Regions from separate parts of the Homo sapiens genome. Here region 1 is linked to region 2. A link is an interaction called in ENCODE POLR2A ChIA-PET data of the cell type or tissue named here. Cell type or tissue: GM12878. All regions are shown on one strand.

Region 1 (2,500 bases), 330 kb before region 2:
AGCGCCACCATGCCCAGCTAATTTTTGTATTTTTAGTAGAGACAGGGTTTTGCCATGTTGGCCGGGCTGGTCTCAAACTCCTGACCTCAAGTGATCCACCCACCTTAGCCTCCCAAAGTGCTGGGATTAAAGGCTGAAAATTATTTTTAATGCAATTTTTATGCAGATGATATATGCTGCCTGGAGCAAGGAAGGGAAGAAATAAAGGATGAAAGGAACACCAAGAACCCCAGATCTTTCCCTACATTTTTCCCTCCAGCAAGGATCTCATTACTCCCAAAGCACTCTTAACCTACCCCACCATGACACAGGGGCTCACCAGTTCCTCTGCCTCTCCACCGCGATCATTCTACAGGTGATCCAGATTCACAGTGGAAGAATCAAAAACGAAAACTAAGACTGTAGCTCCAATATTGCTAGGTCTCACCTCTAAGTGTATTAAATATTCTCAGAAAGGGCTGGGTGCAGTGGCTTATAACTGCAATTTCAGCACTTTGGGAGCCCAAGGCAGGAGGATCGCTTGAGCCCAGGAGTTTGAGACCAGCCTGGGCAAAACAGTGAGACCCTATCTCTCCAAAAAAAAAAAAAAAAAAAAGCCAGGTGTAGTGGTATATGCCTGCAATTCTAGCTACTCAGGAGGCTGAGGTGGGAGGATTGCTTGAGCCTAGGAGGTTGAAGTAGCAGTGAGCTATGATGTGGCACCACTGCACTCCAACCTGGGCAACAGAGTGAGACCCTGTCAAAAGAAATAAAAGAAAAGAAAGAAAGAAAAGAGAGAAAGAGAGGAAGGAAAGAAGGGAGGGAAGGAGGGAAGAAAGAAAGAAAAGAATGAACTTCTAGCTCTTGTAGGTAGCCTAAATTAAATTTATGGACTGTTCCTATAATATTCGTTACTGATTCAGGAACTGTCTCCAATCTGAAACTCCTTGAAGAAACCTAGAACCTATTTTCAGCCTTCTCACCCCAGTCAACTCTGTCTGTTCCTCCCTGGCACAATGTAAAACACTTAGCTGTGTAATCCAAGTGTTGACTGGCCTCGCTGCCTGAAATATAATGAGAATGAGATAACATCAGCTTTAAAAAAAACTGTTGTAAAATATACATGCACAAATGTACCATCTTTATCGTATTTATGTGTCCAGTTCAATCACTTTCAGTAGAAACACATTGTTGTGCAGACATCACCACCATCCATCTTCAGAGCTCTTGCAAAACTGAAACTCTGTATACATTAAACAAGAATTCCTCATTTCCCCCTTCCACCAGCCCGTGGTAACCACTGTTCTACTTTCTGAATTTGACTACTCTACATACCCCTTATAAGTACAATCATAAAACATTTTGTGGGGTTTTTTGTGGTTGGCTTATTTCATTTAGCATAACGTCCTAAAAATTCATCCATGTTGTAGCATGTGGTAGAATTTCCTTCATTTTTAAAGCTGAATAATCTCCCATTGTATGGCTAGAACACATTTTGTTTATTTATTCATCTGTGTGTGAACACTTGCATTGCTTCTACCTTTTGGTTATTGTCCATAATGCTGATTTGAACATGGGTATAAACATTAGCTTTTAATGCCCAAATTATTATGACATCCAGAGCCTCTTAACTAGATGCCTTTCCCAGGTATTTCTGAGGATCTACAAATAAAATGACATGCTCCACACATCCGTCCGGTGGAAAGCTTGCGGCCTTTGGTGGTATCAGTCCTCAGACTGCCGCTGTCCACCTCCCCGCTGCAGATGACTTCCTGTAGGGTCTGCATCAGCTTCTGAAGCTGTTGCTGTTCTCACACAGTGCGCTTTAGTCAAGCATGGGCAAGGACCCCTCATGAACTTCCCATGGTGATAGATGAGACATAGCTTATACATTTAATAAGATAGCTTTAGAAGAAAATGACAGAAACTCCAATCGAAACTGACTCCAGCCAAAAAGAGAGAGTTCTTCAGTTCACAAAGCTGAAAAAGTACAGGCATATTCTTAATTTGGGCATGGCTGGATTCAGAGGCTCAGGTCTTCAGTCTGAAGATATGGCTTCAGGTCTTCACTCTGAAGACATGGCTGCACGTCTTCAGGATTCAAGTTCTCTTTCTTGGCTCTGTTGCGCTCTGTGTACTTTATTCTCCAAGTGGTGGTCCCCGGAAGCTCTAGGCTTGTTCCTTCCAAAGGTAAGAGGATGACTCTCCCCGACAGTCCTAGCAAGACCCAAGCCTGGCTCTGATTGGCCCAGCTGGGGTCACATGCTCAGCCATGAACCAGTCACCATGGCCAGCGGTGCACAGTACTCACATCGGCCAGCTCTGTTGTCACTAGTGTACCCACAAAGCCATGGGATGGGGCCAGCCCTGTCTGAAACCCATGGGACGAGTGGGGAATCCAATCTTCCCCAGGAAAATTGAAGGTGCTATTACCAAAAAAGGGTGAGTTGAACATTAGGAGGGCAAAAACAAATGTCCACTACTCTTGGGGATAATAGGAAATAATTGCAATACAGAAATT
Region 2 (2,500 bases):
GGATTACAGGCACGTGCCACCATGCCTGGCTAATTTTTGTATTTTTAGTAGAGACAGGGTTTCACCATGATGGCGAGGCTGGTCTCGAAATCTTGACCTTGTGATCCGACCGCCTTGGCCTCCCAAAGTGCTGGGATTACAGGCGTGAGCCACCACACTTGTCTTTTTTTTTTTTTTTTTTTGAGACAGTCTGGCTCTGTTGCCCAGGCTGGAGTGCAATGACATAGTCTCGGCTCATTGCAACCTCCATCTCCCAGGTTCAAGTGATTCTCCTGCCTCAGCCTGCCGAGTAGCTGGGATTACAGGCGACTGCCGCCATGCCCAGCTAACTTTTTGTATTTTTAGTAGAGATGCGGTTTCACCATGTTGGCCAGGCTGGTCCCGAACTCCTGACCTCATGATCTGCCCGCCTTGGCCTCCCAAAGCGCTAGGATTACAGGCGTGAGCCACCACCCCTGGCCGCCCAATTTTTTTAACATGTGGACCAAGCACATGGTACCAAATTGAAAAATCACAGCCCCCAGTGACTTTAGAGTTACTAGGTTCTCATCCTCTGCCAGATTTTCCTAGTCTATGCAGACAGATACGCCTTCATACTTCCTCTTTCTCTCCCTCTGATGATGGACTTTCAAGGAGTGGCAGATCTGTGGCCACTCTGAGCAATGCTGCAGCATCCACCTTGTACATGCAGGCAGGAATCAGTTTTGGTAGATGATTCTGCAGCTAGATTATTTTCAGGCTCTTTGCAATACTATTTTGACTGTCAACATCATCAGTGTCAGCCCCATAAATTAATATATCTTTTTCTGATTTCAAAAACAATACATACTTATTATAAAAATTCAAATGTCACAGAAATATTTAACTCTAAAAGTAAAAATACCCTATAATCTCACTCTGCCCTGTTCTTCACCATAACCCCTATGAAACCTGGGGTCTAGTCTTCCAGAGTTTGCGTGTGTGTGTGTGTGTGTGTGTGTGTGTGTGTGTGTGTGTGTATTTTTTTAAAAACAAATGTGATCACATTATATATTCTGTCCTAGAACTATCATCCTTAGATATTAAACGTTACATACAAAATGTCAGCAAAGGTTTCTGGTACTAAAGCAAGAATAATTCAAACAAATCTATTTGTAAAGCAAAGTATTACTGATAATACATTTATCCAGATTTTAGAAATGTGAAAATCCACCAATGTGTAGCCATATGGTAGTCTGTTTGTTTCCTTGAAATTCACCCAAAAGGATTGTTCTCATGTAGTATTTATTAAAATGTATGTTTTCTGCCTAACATTGTTGAAGAAAACAAATATTTCCCTGGACCAGCCTAACCATCTTATTAACTGTAAATTGCATTATCTGAAATGCAATCAATATTCTTCTGGTATACAGTGCTCCTAACATATCATTCTAAACCACATTAATAGAGAAGCCTGCATAAGATTTCACAGGCTTTGTCTTGTCTAGCTATTGTTCAGATTTCTTCATTCAAACCCTGCAGTCTGAGCTGAGCATTAATTATCACTGAAGGCAGGAAAAAAAATGCCGCTTTAAAATAGCAAGCATTGATGACTACAGGTAAATAAATGCCACTGTCAGGTTTGGATTCCCAAATCAAACATTCCTTCAAAGAATATTTTTTGAGCATGTTTTACATTCTAAGCTCTGAGCTGGGTGCCACGGGTGATACAAAGAAGATTAAAATAGAGTCTCTGCCTTGCAAAGATTTCTTAGGAGTTTCCTTAAGAAATAATTACACTTAAAAAAATTTTTTTAAATATTTGGTGACTTAAGCTCATGTACTGGGTATCAAAAAATTATTGGATTTCAAGCAAGCATTCTTGCTGCTTTGGTGCATATTAATATCTTCTTCTCAGTATAGACATATCTCACCTGACGGATTAGAATATTTTAGTTTCCTTAATATGAATTTCTGCTAAATAAATCCTTCTATTATAAAATCAGATAGGCTTTTTGAAAGAAATCTTTATCTTTGAATGAAAGAAAATTATTATTTAAAAAGCAAGCATTCTAGAAATCACACGTACTGAAAATGCATGCTTAGCAGTGTACAGCATTTAGCAACTACTCAAAAAATTTTCATTATTGAATTAGTATATTAATGATAATAATATTGGCCATATTTTAAAAGTATCTCTTCATCTGTAAAGGACTTATCTACTTACTAAAGCTGACTCTGAAAATGCCGTCATGACCGTCACTGAAAAATGAAACCTGTCTAAATTGATCCTGAAACCCTGACAGTGTCATTTGTGGCTGTTTCACACCCTAGTCCCACTGTAGATAGTGTCGTTCCTGGAGCTTCGGGATTCCGTTAAATTCTACTTCAGCTTTAGACCTCTGTGCATGTCTAGCTGTAACTCTCAAGCAATTTCTTAATGAGTTTTCCTTTAATTCCACTTCTAGAACTTACTTTTGTCTTATCAGTTTATCAGGTAAAGAGACAGAAAATAGTTGATTAGTTTCCTGAGACTAGAGAG

Evidence for each region. ChIA-PET counts read pairs that join two places held together with the same protein. Peaks named below come from ENCODE experiments on the same cell type or tissue, not always from the same donor. Only the 100,000 strongest peaks of a DNase experiment are listed, where the experiment ranks them.
Region 1: POLR2A ChIA-PET joins it to region 2 with 5 read pairs; 3 of 35 experiments call an interaction of 5 or more read pairs at or near these places.

What each region holds. Positions count from the first base shown.
Region 1 is chr7:148,583,364-148,585,863 of GRCh38, forward strand. No RefSeq gene overlaps it. Among named protein-coding and RNA genes, the nearest start is that of C7orf33, 6.2 kb to the right of the region's middle. In GM12878, no CTCF peak of the experiment used is centred here; a DNase peak (open chromatin) is centred at 1,264.
Region 2 is chr7:148,917,820-148,920,319 of GRCh38, forward strand. No RefSeq gene overlaps it. Among named protein-coding and RNA genes, the nearest start is that of EZH2, 35 kb to the left of the region's middle. In GM12878, no CTCF peak of the experiment used is centred here; no DNase peak of the experiment used is centred here.